4 separate regions of the Homo sapiens genome follow, and regions 1, 3 and 4 are each linked to region 2. The links are chromatin contacts, found by Hi-C or POLR2A ChIA-PET in ENCODE. All regions are on one chromosome and are shown on one strand. Each heading gives the region's core, a stretch centred on a gene start or an enhancer-like site at or near the end of the contact. The rest is flanking DNA. Distances are from core to core; before and after follow the strand shown. Region 1 holds the start of ACOT8 (acyl-CoA thioesterase 8). Region 2 holds the start of YWHAB (tyrosine 3-monooxygenase/tryptophan 5-monooxygenase activation protein beta). Region 3 holds the start of WFDC3 (WAP four-disulfide core domain 3). Region 4 holds the start of UBE2C (ubiquitin conjugating enzyme E2 C).

Region 1 (3,206 bases), core at 682-3,181, 970 kb after region 2:
AAATCCTCTGGGCCGGGCGCAGTGGCTTACATCTGTAATCCCAGCACTTTGGGAGGCCGAGGCAGGTGGATCATTTGAGATCAGGAGTTCAAGAGCAGCCTGGCCAACATGGTGAAACTCCATCTCTACTAAAAATACAAAAATTAGCTGGACGTGGTGGCATGCACCTGTAATCCCAGCTACTCAGGAGGCTGAGGCAGGAGAATCACTTGAACCCAGGAGGCAGAGGTTGAGGTGAGCCAAGATCGCACCACTGCACTCCAGCCTGGGTGACAGAGCAAGACTCCATCTCAAAAAATAAAATTAAATAAATGTATAAATGAATAAATAACAAGAGCCCTCAGACATCAAGTCTAACTCCTTCAGTGTACAGATGAGAAAACTGCAGCTTGGCCCCAGAGATGAAAATGCTTGCCCAGAATGTAGGCCCATTGGAAGCTGAATAATTATGTCTCTAGCCTCCCACGTCCCAGCTGTTTGGCATTTTCTGTAACAATGAGTTATGAACAGCCCTCCATGACCTGGCAGGTGGCTCTCGCCTGTAATCAATCCCAGCACTTTGGGAAGCCGAGGTGGGAGGATCGCCTGAGCCCATGAGTTCAAAACCAGCCTGGGCTCCAAAGTGGGGCCTCATGTCTACTAAAAATAAAAAAGTTAGCTGGATGTGGTGGCAAGCGCTTATGGTCCCAGCTAAACGGGAGACTGAGGCAGAAGGGTCACTTGGGCCCAGGAGGTCGAGGTTGCAGTGAGCCATGTTCGTGCCACTGCACTCCAGCCTGGACAACAGGGCCAGATCTTGTCTTCAAAAACAAAAATCAAATAGCCCTCCAAGAAGTTATTTACAATTCCTTAAGTGGAAGGAAGGGAGCTCAAAGTAAGATAACTTCCAGTAAAGCCAGGAGAAGCCTTGGAGGTCAAAGCTGTTAGAAGCCTTGCTGCAGGGGGCTGGGCGCGGTGGCTCATGCCTGTAATCCTAGCACTTTGGCAGAGGTGGGCAGATTACAAGGTCAGGAGTTCGAGACCAGCCTGGCCAACACGGTGAAACCCCGTCTCTACTAAAAGAAGTTAAAAAATTAGCTGGGCTGTGGCGCGCCTGTATGTCCCAGCTAATCAGGAGGCTGAGGCAGGAGAAATGCTTGAACCCGGGAGGCGGAGGTTGCACTGAGCCGAGATCGCACCACTGCACTCCAGCCTGGGCAACAGAGCAAGACTCCGCCTCAAAGAAAGAAAGAAACCCTTGCTGCAGTCAAGAACTTCAGCGATGCTGGGAAAGAAAAAAACATGCTTAGGCCTCAGAATAAGTAATGAGAAACCAGACCCACCAAATGGTACTGGGGGCGGGATATTGTGAGAAGAAAAGGATACTGAAGACACAAGGAGCTGCGGCGTCGGTTTTAAGGCTGATCCATCAGCTGTGTGCCCTTGGGCAAATCACTGCCCTCTCTGGGCTAGCTCCCCCGTGAAGGCTTAGGGCAGGCTGCCGAGCAGGGTCTCTCAGGTCACCACTATATTTGCTCAGCTGTGCAGACCTCGCAGCGCGGAGAGGAAGGGAGGAAGCCAGAGCAGAGAGGACAGCTCTGTTGGGGGCGAGTTCTCTCCTAATCGTGGCAGAGGGTGCATCCCACGCAGAGCCATACTAGTCCCGGAGCCAGGGGCCCCGGGCGGCGGCAGTCAAGATCAAGTTTCTGCCCTAAAGGAGGGGATGCTGGGCAGGAGCTGCCGGCTACCTGAAGAGATCCTCGTCCAGCGGCTCGAGGTTGAGCACGGTCGTGACCAAGACGCTACGGAGGTCCCCAGGGGGATCGCCGCGGTCGCCACAGCCCTGCCCATCTTCTGGGGCCTGCGGGGACGACATCTAGTTCAATGCTGCAGGCCCTGCACACCCGCTCCGCGGAAGACGCGGAGACATACACAGAACCTGACTCTTCCGGCAGATTGCCCTAGTAACCGGAAGTCTCCTGCAGACCCCGGGAAGGAGGAATCTAGGTTATGATTGGTCAGGACTCCTGTCAGTCCGCTGGTGGCTGTGGCCCTCTTTCTCTAGCAATTGGAGAAAATGAATGCCAATCTGCGAATCCTGTGTGTGACTGGATATGTCGCTGAGGAGGCGGAACCTCGGGACTGGATAATATGGACTGAGTGTCATTTCCCCTGTCAGATAGCAAATACACCCCCTTCCTCTTGTAACCCGGTCAGGCCTAGGGTTCCTCCCTGAGTTCCAGAATAGGCCACCCAGTTGGGGCGGACCCTTAAGGCATTCTGGGCCCACGCCTGCCTATAAACCCTCATAGTGTGACCTTTGACCCCTGGTGTGATCTTGGGCCCGGGCTGGGACCAGCCCCTAGTGTGGGTTGTGGGGGCGGCCATGGAGCTGGGCAGCTGCTTCAAGACCTATGAGGACTTCAAGGAGTGCTTCAGCGCCTACAAAAGGGAGAACAGGTGCTCCTTCATTCTCAGGGACTGCGTCTCCGTCCGCTTCCACAACCTCAACCATGGCACCTCCATCCGCGAAGACATCCTGTAAGGGCGGGCGGGGCGGGGCGGGCCAAGAGGGTGGGGAGGAGGCTGGACCTCCGGAGGGCTGCCTGGAGGAGGAGGGGTGCATAGGCACGCATTGGGCTGCGTGGCCATTCATTCAACAGGCACTCATTGAGCACCTGCTGTGTGCCTTGTGAAGAGAGCTAAGCCTCCACGGCCATTGGTTTTTGACCACCCACTCCACTTTCACTCCATTCACAGGCTTTTCTGGAATTTATAACTGCAGTTTCTCCCATTGTTTTGAGCAGCTGCAGCAACCCAAATACAAAGTATGGCTTTCATAAACGGATAAAAACACCTTGGCGATAATTTCCTTCATCAGTCTCCTCTTTACAAAACAGTCACATGGTCGTTGGAATGTTCGTTCATTCATTCATTCAGTTTTTAGTTCTTATATATTTGTTGAAACAGGGTCTCACTCTGTCCCCCAGGCTGGAGTGCAGTGGCACAATCAGCTCACTGAGCCTTCAACTGCTGGGCTCAAGCGATCCTCCCACCTCAGCCTCTCAAGTAGTTGGAACTGGAGGTGCACGCCACCATGCCTGGCTAATTATTTGATTTTGTACAGACTGGGTCTTGTTATGTTGGCTAGGCTGTTCCCAGACTCCTGGACTAAGCGATCTTTCGGCGTCTCAAAGTGTTAGGATTACAGGCATGAGCCACTATGC
Region 2 (3,419 bases), core at 920-3,419:
ACTTAGCCTGAGTAGTCTCTAGATTACTGGTCTAGGGTCTGCCAAAGACGATCCTCATGGGGAAGTTTTTGCACTAACCTCTCCAGGATTCAAATCCAATGGTTTTGACCCAAAACCATGCTGTTTACGTTACACAACACGTTCTCAATCTTGTTCAACTTAAAAGGTGGCACAGTACAGGGGTCACTGGCACACATGCCTACATGACAGATAACATAAGTGACAAAAGCAGACTCAGGTCGAGAAGGGTCCCTGGCATTTGGGAAAGTCCATGCCCAGTCTAGAACAGGCAGCCACTCCTTGGCTTCAGCCAATTGTTGCCACACAGAAATGTGGACACAGTGTTACCAGACAAGGCAGAGAGGCAGATTTCTGTTCACACAGAAACTTTTCAGTTTAAAAAAGTGTTGGCAACTAAGTCAAACTGCTTAGAAATACTGGAGATGGCATATTGGGAGGGTAAGGAATCATCCAATTGAATTGGGGTATTTACGATGGGGGAGAAATAGCAGCTAAAGGATAAGGGCAGCTTTTGGAGAACCCTGATTGTCACACTCAAGGAACTTATATATTGTCATCTAGGTCTGAGTGCACACTAAATAATTTAAGCAAGAACAGGACACGATTAGAATGGTATTTTTAAAAGATCACTTGGCAGTTGACGGGCGAGGCTGAGACCAAATGGTGAATTAGAAGTCTGTCATTTAGCTAAGTAAGGGTAAAGGCAAGACGGCAAAGGCCTATTTACTTGGCTTTTTCTCCTACCCGACTGCAAACTCCAAGACAGCAGGGCCCCACCTGCCTTGTTCATTGCTGTGTCTCCAGCACTAAGCAAAAAGCCTGTTCAACATTTGTTGAAAGAATAAATGAACAGGAGAGAGGGAAGGCGAGAGGCATTTTGAAGGACTGAGTTTAAAAATCAACTACCTTGAAGCCGGTCGAGGTGGTTCATGTCTGTAATCCCAGCACTTTGGGAGGCTGAGGCGGGTGGATCACCTGAGGTCAGGAGTTTGAGACCAGCCCGGCCAATATGGCGAAGCCCCGTGTCTACTAAAAATACAAAAACTAGCCGAGAGTGGTGGCATGCACCTGTTATCCCAGCTACTCAGGAGGCTGAGGCAGGAGAATTGCTTGAACCTGGGAGGCAGAGATTGCAGTGAGCCAAGATTGTGACACTGCCTGGGCGACAGAAAGAGACTCTGTCTCAAAAACAGAAAACAAAACAAAACAAAACAAAACAAAATCAACTACCTTCAGAGGAGTAGAATGTTGGTAATTGTGAGAGCAGTCATGGAGGGGAGGGGAGCCATGGAGGCCTGTTTCCTTCCCTGAACTTCCTCAACGAGGGGGCATCTTAAAGAAGAAATCATGTACACAGATTTTTGTGGGTTTTTTTTGGAGACAGGGTCTCACTCTGTCTCCCAGGTTGGAGTGCAGTGGCATGACCATAGCTCACTGCAGCCTACAACTCCCGGCCTCAAGCAATCCTCTCACCTCAGCTTCCCAAAGTGCTGAGATTACAGGCGCGAACCACTGCGCTCGACCCTACACAGGTTTTTTAAAAAGACGTTTGTGCATTGGATTCCTGGCACTTCACGTGGCCTCTTCAGTCTACCAAAGAAGGAAAAGGTAAGTACCCTGAAGGATTGAAAGGATTAAATGAACATTGAGGGATGAGCAATTTCTGTTCTTCCCTGGCTCCAGCATTACCAAAGCACACAGTAAGAGGACTGACATCGGCCTCCGACCCAGTGAGGATTACTTTCGGGGTGGAGGGGGAACTGCTAAACCTCGAATCTCCGGGACTGGCCCTGGCGCGTTTCCAGTCCCAGCAGAAAGGGCAATCCCCATCCAGACCACACTCCTAGTCCTCCTTATTCCCACACAGCCCGTATCTTGACCACCCCCAGCTCCGCCCTCTCTCCTCCCACCTCCTTTTCCCGCTCCCCCGCCCCATTTCCTTCTTCTCCGCCCACCTCCTCCTGGGTCCCTCCCCCGGCCATCCGCCCTGCCCCGGCCCCTGCAACCCTGCCTTTCGCTCTTCTTCCTCCTCCCTTCCGTCTGCGCCCCTCCCGTGGGGCCGTGGCAACCCCGTGCCTCGCTTGCCCAATGAGAACACGGTTTGGGGCGGGGCGCGGCCAGGACCGGAGCGGAAGTGGCGATCGGAGCGGAAGTGGAGCTACCGCCACCGCCGCCGCCGATTCCGGAGCCGGGGTAGTCGCCGCCGCCGCCGCCGCTGCAGCCACTGCAGGCACCGCTGCCGCCGCCTGAGTAGTGGGCTTAGGAAGGAAGAGGTCATCTCGCTCGGAGCTTCGCTCGGAAGGGTCTTTGTTCCCTGCAGCCCTCCCACGGTGAGTGCGGCGCGGGGTCCGACCGGGGCCCCCGGGGGCCCAAACTCGAAGCCCCTCTCTGGCTGCTGCGACGACGGCGGCCCAGTGGGTGGGCCCCGTGGGGTAGCGGCGCGCTGCCTCTTTCGCTCCGCGCGGCCGCCGGCGGCGAGGCCAGACCTCGCAGCGGCCCCTCCCTGTTTCCGGGGCCGGGCCCTTTACCTCTTGGAGAGGCTCGGGCCGCCTGAGGTCCTGCCGGCCGGGCGGGGTGCAACTCCGTACTGTGCCGTAAGGGACAGCGGAGCCGGGGATCCCGGACCCTCCCTCACTATCTGCTTCGGGCCCCACGCGACCCCTCCCTGCGTCTTGGTCGGCAAGAACGTCCCCTTCAGCCCTGTCACCTCTGCTCCGTGCTTTCTGGTTTCCAGAAATTAAAATTTAATCAAACGCGGATGAGTTTTCTAGCCCCAGTCCCCGTGTTTGGCTCCTCCTGGATGAGTAAGGGGTTTAACCTTGGGAGACAGCAGTGGGGGAACCCCCTCCCATTTTGCAGTAAAACCATTTCATCATCCTTCACTGGTTATGGAGCCTGGCAGGACCCAAGATTCCCTAGGAAGGGAATTGGGTTTGAATCAAGAAAATCTGTTTGTTGGAGCCGGTTACTGAGTCAGGCCGGATCCCCAGGAAAAAATATCAGGGGGTGAGAATCGGAGTATTTTCTCACAGTATTTACCGTCATTTAATGCCAGATTCTTTTGTGTCTTTACCCCAAATTCCCCCATATTGTGTGTTAGCACGTTTTTCGGTCTGAAATTTGCCCGGTGGCTTCCTGGTCGGGGGGTGGGGAGCGGAGGGAAGAAGAGGTGGGAAGGTGAGTGCATCTTTGCCGCAAATGGAGAACTCCCATATAATGGGGTTTTCAGAGGTGGCAGCCTTGGTAAGCAATTTGCCAACCTTTCTGTAAAATACATGTTTCTTGTCGTTGCCTTCATTGCATTTCTCTTTGGTAAGGCTAGATAGCATCAGGTCCTGATTTTGCTTGCCCTGTGTGGGAGATGGAATTTGGCAAGATGATGCTATGAACATAAAATC
Region 3 (3,090 bases), core at 455-2,954, 910 kb after region 2:
CTACCAAAGGGGACCTGTGATGGGAGGATCAAATTCTGTAAGCAATATACACAATATTCCTGGATGATGAGAAACCTAGTGGGTGGCTGGAAAAATGGAGGGGTGGCCATTGGAAAAAGAATCAAAGAGAGCCCTAAAGGGCATTGGAAGGACATGGCTTTAGCCCAAATAACAGAGGGAGGGATTCACGACACTACTTAATGGCCAAAGCTAATAACATAACCAAGCATAATAAAATTGTGGCTCCTGTTCATCCTAGCAACCAAGAAAATACAGAATGGAACAGACCACTCAGAAACTATCAAATAGGCCAAGGCGGGCAGATCACCTGAGGTCAGGAGTTTGAGACCAGCCTGGCCAACATGGCGAAACCCTGTCTCTACTAAAAATACAAAAATCAGCTGGGCATGCTGGTGCATGCCTGTAATCCCAGCTACGTGGGAGGCTGAGGCAGGAGAATAGCTTGAACCCAGGAGGCAGAGGTTGCAGTGAGTGGAGATCATGCCACTGCACTCCAGCTTGGGTAACAGAGTGAGACTCTGTCTCAAAAAAAAAAAAAAGAGAGAAAAGAAACTATCAAAAACCTACAGAAAAGCAGTAGTTGAGTTTGTTAAGAACTAATGAAAAGCACCAAACACCTACATCTTTGTCCCTCTAACCCACACAGGCCATTCTTGGACTGTATGAAGTCTAGCTGGCAGAACCCAAGAGAAGTTGCTATGTATGACTCAAATAGTCTGCCCACATATACCTCCTTTATTTCTTTTTTCTCCATTTCTTTTTTTCTTTATCTGTCCTGGTCATGCCTTTGGTTAGCTGTGATACCTAATGGTGTCCACTGGCACTGCTTAGTCCTATGGGCAGGTACAAGGTAAAACCTCCTTAATAGGATCAAAAAGTTTGGAGCCAGGAAGTCGCCCTTATGGTTAGAAGGCTGATGTTGGCTCATGGAGATAATTAACATTTGATGATGACCTCATATGTGCCTAATATGCTTTTTTTTTTTTTTTTTTTTTTTTTTTTGAGACAGAGTCTCCCTCTGTCCCCCAGGCTGGAATGCAGTGGCGCGATCTCGGCATAATTAACATTTGATGATGACCTAACATGTGCCTAATGTGCTTTTTTTTTTTTTTTTTTTGAGACAGTCTCCCTCTGTCGCCCAGGCTGGAGTGCAGTGGCGTGATCTCGGCTCACTGCAACCTCCGCCTCCTGGGTTCAAGAGACTCTCCTGCCTCAGCCTCCCGAGTAGCTGGGATTACAGGTGCCCACCACCACGCCCGGCTAATTTTTATATTTTTAGTAGAGACGGGGTTTCGCCATGTTGGCCAGGCTGGTCTCGAACTCCTGATGGCAAGTGATCCTCCCGCCTCGGCCTCCCAAAGTGCTGGGATTACAGGCGTGAGCCACCGCCCCTGGCCGAGCATATTAAAATCTAGTTTTCAAAAACTGAACTGCAGGCGCCGCTGTACCAAACGCTTCCCTCTGCTCCCCAACCCCAGCCTACAGAAAACTGGTCCCTTCCTCCTACCCCGCAGTCATCCCCAGGCCTTGGCCCAGCGGGAAACATCCCTTGACTGAACCGCCACTGAACACCCACACTGCACAATCGAGGCGCAGCCCTCCCGAGAGGAAGCCCCAACGACCTCCACCTACAAGGCCTCTAAGTGTAACTGTCCTGGGCGAGGCGCGGCGGTTCGGTTCCCATGGTAACCCCGCAGCTCCAGCGTCGCGCTTCCGGGCGGACGAGCAGCGCGCTCCAGTGACGTCACGGCGCCACTTTCCGGCCGGTGACAGAGTCCAGCGGAGTTGTGGGGGCCGGGGGCGCCATGGGAGCCACTGGCGACGCCGAGCAGCCGCGGGGACCTAGCGGGGCCGAGAGGGGCGGCTTGGAGCTGGGGGATGCGGGCGCAGCGGGGCAGCTGGTTCTTACGGTGAGGGCGCCCCCGGTGAGGTCTGGGCTCAGGCCGGGCACGGCCTCGGGGCTCCTGGGACCCTGGCCCGCGGGCGAGAGAACGCGGAGGCTGGAGCTGCAGAGGGGGTTGGCGTTTTCGCAGCCCGACGACCTGGATTTAAATTCTGGTGCCGCCCTCCTAGCTAGGTGACGTGGGCCATCTCTGTCAACCCCCTGAGTCCCAGGATCCTCTTCTATAAAATGGAAATGATTAGTACCTGTCTCATAAAACTTGTTGTGGGATGGGAAGATAAAGGCGGGTACAACGCCCCGGACATCACCTGACACAGAGTTGACCCTCGGTAAATACTGCTTCCCTTCCTCCTGCCGTGCCAGAAGGCAGGGTCGGGACTTTTAAGGCAGGAAACTTCCTCAGTTCCTCTTTTGTGGAGGAGGCCTTACAACTATCGTCCCACCCCAAGGCGGGAGAGATGGTGACGGATCTGAGAAGCAGGGATGTCCAGGTTTAACTTCATACCCACCCTCCACCTCCACCCCACCCCAGTGTCACAGGCCGCAGTGACATTTGTTCCGTTGGTCCCCACAGAACCCTTGGAACATAATGATAAAGCACCGGCAGGTGCAGCGGAGGGGCCGCCGCTCACAGATGACAACAAGGTAAGGCTGGCCCTGCATGGGGCTTATATCCCAGCCACTGGCTTGCATGGCAGATTTGGGATCCCCAGTGCACAAGGCTATGGAGATCTACAGCCGGTAGAAAGAGCACAGGACTGAGGAAGAGGAGACTCCGATTCTGTAACTCTGTGTGATCTTGAACTAGTCAAGTCACTTCCTTCTCTGAACTCACGTACAAAATGGGGAAGGGCACAGGAGATGGGTTGTGGAATAAACAATACCTAAGATCCCTCACATTCACTGGCTCTGTGGTTGAGGGCTCTAAAGAGGTCAGTTAGCATGGAGTTTAAGAGAACAGGCTCTGGAGTCAGACAACTGTGTTCTCATCAACAGACTCTGATGAGCCCGTTTTCTCAACTATAAAGAGGGATTAATAGTATGCATGTCAGGGAAGGGAGAGAGCACAAGGTGGGCCTTTGGGATGCTGATAGTGGTGAAATGGATGTTCACTATAATTACTCATTAAAGTGTATAGACTTTTCTGTATAAGTATTATATTTCAT
Region 4 (3,137 bases), core at 10-2,509, 930 kb after region 2:
ATAAGAAACAATTAAACAGTTTGTAGTAAACACAGATGGTGAACCTGCTGTGCCCTCTACCTTGTGGGAATTGACAGAACATCAAGGGCTCTAGAAGTGGGTGTAGGAAAAAAGGACGAGATAACCCTCACCCATAACAGTATAGAGCCAGGCTTGATAAGACCAACCTGGGAGCACCATGTACCCTGCCCGTCTTCCCTTTGCCCATTTGTAGTTTCCTTACCCAGCTAATGTAAGGACATGGCAGAATGCGATGGAGTTTGATGACAGATCATATGAAAAATAGAGTTGGCTTTTATTGCTCCCATTTTACAGGTTAAGATACTAAAGGACCCGCCCCAAGGTTACACACTACCCACTGGGGAGGTAGGATATACAGGATATGAACCTGTGTTGTTGGGGTTTTTGTTTGTTTGAAGACAGTCTTGCTCTGTTGCCCAGGCTAGAGTGCAGCCTCTGGCTCAAGCGATTCTCCCGCCTCAGCCTCGCCAGTAGCTGGGACTACAGGCTCGTGCCACCTCACCAGCCTTTTTTTTTTTTCTTTTCTTTTTTTTTTTTTTTCTTTTAAGTAGAGACAGGTCTCCCTATCCTGTTGCTCAGGCTGGTCTCGAACTCCTGGGTTCAAGTGATCCTCCTGCCTGGGCCTTCCAAAGTGTTCGGGATTACGGACGTGAGCCACTGCGACCAGCCTGAACCAATGTTGCCTTTTTTTATTTCTGTCATCTCTGCGGAGATGTATGGACCTATGTTTTCTAATAGGGAGCCTGCTGCTCTGGCCATCAGCCTTTAGTTTTTCCCCTCGCTGGGATTTTCAGATACTTAGGACGCAGCAAAGGTGCCCAGGCGATTATAATGGTGGGAGGGTACCAGTGCTGCAGGATTGGAGGCACTCCCTGCCCGAGGGAAATTGGATCAAGGCTGGGCGTGCCGAGTGTTCCCACGCGGAGTAAGACGTGTAGCCAGAAGGAGGGGTTCATCCCACGTGGACGTTTTCTTGGCCCTTTAATGGTTAGCGTTTTCCAACGGCCACCAATTCGCTACGGATTCGTTAGTTAATGGCAGCATCATCTACCAATCGGTTGTCAGAAGCGGGATTCTGCCGCCCAATAGCGGTGCGCCAGTGGGTAGGTCTAGCAGTGGCGCAGCAATAGAGCGCTCCGGAGCGTCTCATTGGCTGGATCAAACCCAAGCGAGCCATTGATTGGTCGACGCCCCCAGAGGGTTACAATTCAAACGCGGGCGGGCGGGCCCGCAGTCCTGCAGTTGCAGTCGTGTTCTCCGAGTTCCTGTCTCTCTGCCAACGCCGCCCGGATGGCTTCCCAAAACCGCGACCCAGCCGCCACTAGCGTCGCCGCCGCCCGTAAAGGAGCTGAGCCGAGCGGGGGCGCCGCCCGGGGTCCGGTGGGCAAAAGGTGAGTGATGCGGCCTACCACTCGCCGGGCCTGCCATGCCCTAGGCATTGGTACCCAGAGCAAAGATTTCTAGGACCACCCCCCGCCGCCACCTCCTGGAGCGGGAGATCTGCGGGTGCAGGAGAACACACCAGGAGCTCGGGGCCTGGCATTCCCCTGGGCATGGGTGTCGAGGGCGGAGACTTCCGGGACTCCCACCTCCTTGCGCGGGTGAGATTCGAGAGATGGGGGACAGGCCAGGAGCTCAGACCGCTCTTTGAGACTCTCCCGAAGGAGAATGGGAGGGTAGGGGCGCTGCCAGACTCCTTCCCTGGTGGGCCTAGATGAAGACGCTCAAGGACCCTCGTGACTTGGCCGAGACAGGGGAAGGGAGAAGTTGAGTCGGGCAAGGAAGAGATGCTAAAGCCTGGGGAATTAAGAACATGCCAGAATCATCCCGAGGGAGTCTGGAATTAGGGAGGGTGAGGACTCGCTAGGATCGTCCTGTGGATCTGGTGAGTATACCCTGAGCTGAGCCTGACCTTGGTGATGTGGGGAGCCTCCATGACGGCTCCCCCTGAGATTCAGGTGGGAGAAGATGCACCGTCTGGAGGCCTGGCCCATCCAGACTCCCAGGTAACCCCGAATACTCTTTTTTCAGGCTACAGCAGGAGCTGATGACCCTCATGGTGAGTGATTAAGTGCCCAGAACCCCAGCCTTCCATCCAATTTTCAGTAGCCTCCTTTTTTCCGTCAGCTTTTTTGCTAGACATAGGGGTAATGTAATTTGCTCCCTCCTGGGAAAGAAGTTCATACACCCCACCTACACCATTTCTTCCAGCAGTCCCTCCTCCCAATTCCATCCCCCCACACGAAGTTATCTCGAACACTTCCCTGAAGTCATACAAGACCCTCCCTATCCAGTGTGTCCCTACTTCCTAGCCCCAACCAAGCTTTACCCACACCCAACTCCCCGCCCTTCTTGGTATTTCTAGCCTATGAATTTGGTTGCTTTATTTTGGATCAGAGTGATGAGATTAAGGGGAGGCTGGGCGCGGTAGCTCACACCTTATAATCCCAACACTTTGGGGGGCTAAGGTGGGCGGATCACTTGAGGTCAGGAGTTCGAGACCAGCCTGGCCAACATTGCAAAACCCTGTCTCTACTAAAAATACAAAAATTATCCAGGCATGGTGGTGCATGCCTGTAATTTCAGCTACTCGGGAGGCTGAGGCACAAGAATCATTTGAACCGTGGAGACAGAGGTTGCGGTGAGCCGAGCGCACCACTGCACTCTAGCCTGGGCGACAGAGTGTGTGTGTGTGTCTGTCTCTGTCTATCTCTCTCTCTCAATCTCTCTCTCTCTCTCTCTATATATATATATATGTAAATATATATTTTTTAGTAGAGATGGCATAACCCCATCTATATCTCATATATATACACATATATATGTGTGTGTGTATACATATATATGTGTGTGTGTGTATGTGAGCATATATATATATATATATATATATATATAAAATTAAGGGGAAAGCTCACCCACTGACCTTTGCTATGCCCAAAAGTGTACTCCACATTCCAACAAATGTGTTTTCTCCCCAGATGTCTGGCGATAAAGGGATTTCTGCCTTCCCTGAATCAGACAACCTTTTCAAATGGGTAGGGACCATCCATGGAGCAGCTGGAACAGTAAGTGTAGGGCTGGGATGGGTGAGTGAGTCTGGGGAAAGGTGGGAAGTG

What was found. Hi-C counts contacts between places; a loop is a spot of excess contacts on that map. ChIA-PET counts read pairs that join two places held with the same protein, here RNA polymerase II (POLR2A). Pooled maps may share reads with other maps.
Region 1: a map of naive thymus-derived CD4-positive, alpha-beta T cell shows a loop between it and region 2 (6-fold over the local background). The contact joins the promoter of ACOT8 here to the promoter of YWHAB in region 2. A Hi-C loop is called at or near these places in 1 of 168 maps with a recorded cell type or tissue (naive thymus-derived CD4-positive, alpha-beta T cell) and 9 of 50 pooled maps. POLR2A ChIA-PET finds 5 or more read pairs at or near these places in 1 of 52 experiments (WTC11).
Region 3: a loop to region 2 is called in a pooled map, with 7 times the contacts of the local background. The contact joins the promoter of WFDC3 here to the promoter of YWHAB in region 2. A Hi-C loop is called at or near these places in 2 of 37 single-sample maps with no recorded cell type and 10 of 50 pooled maps. POLR2A ChIA-PET finds 5 or more read pairs at or near these places in 2 of 52 experiments (PC-9 and T-cell).
Region 4: a loop to region 2 is called in a pooled map, with 12 times the contacts of the local background. The contact joins the promoter of UBE2C here to the promoter of YWHAB in region 2. A Hi-C loop is called at or near these places in 6 of 50 pooled maps.

The regions. Positions count from the first base shown.
Region 1 is chr20:45,855,461-45,858,666 of GRCh38, forward strand. It overlaps ACOT8 (acyl-CoA thioesterase 8), which reads right to left and starts at 1,932. Exons shown (of 6, transcript NM_005469.4): 1 at 1,728-1,932. The coding sequence starts at 1,855. ZSWIM3 (zinc finger SWIM-type containing 3) reads left to right here and starts at 2,154. Exons shown (of 2, transcript NM_080752.4): 1 at 2,154-2,520. The coding sequence starts at 2,366.
Region 2 is chr20:44,883,536-44,886,954 of GRCh38, forward strand. It overlaps YWHAB (tyrosine 3-monooxygenase/tryptophan 5-monooxygenase activation protein beta), which reads left to right and starts at 2,170. Exons shown (of 6, transcript NM_139323.4): 1 at 2,170-2,351. RefSeq lists silencers at 1,794-1,853, 1,914-2,463 and an enhancer at 1,900-2,516.
Region 3 is chr20:45,790,179-45,793,268 of GRCh38, forward strand. WFDC3 (WAP four-disulfide core domain 3) reads right to left here and starts at 1,705. Exons shown (of 7, transcript NM_080614.2): 1 at 1,654-1,705. DNTTIP1 (deoxynucleotidyltransferase terminal interacting protein 1) reads left to right here and starts at 1,776. Exons shown (of 13, transcript NM_052951.3): 1 at 1,776-1,931; 2 at 2,499-2,569. The coding sequence starts at 1,827. RefSeq lists silencers at 1,859-2,128, 2,339-2,478.
Region 4 is chr20:45,811,385-45,814,521 of GRCh38, forward strand. UBE2C (ubiquitin conjugating enzyme E2 C) reads left to right here and starts at 1,260. Exons shown (of 6, transcript NM_007019.4): 1 at 1,260-1,412; 2 at 2,053-2,080; 3 at 3,000-3,086. The coding sequence starts at 1,312. DNTTIP1 (deoxynucleotidyltransferase terminal interacting protein 1) reads left to right here. Exons shown (of 13, transcript NM_052951.3): 13 at 1-34. RefSeq lists a silencer at 1,063-1,252.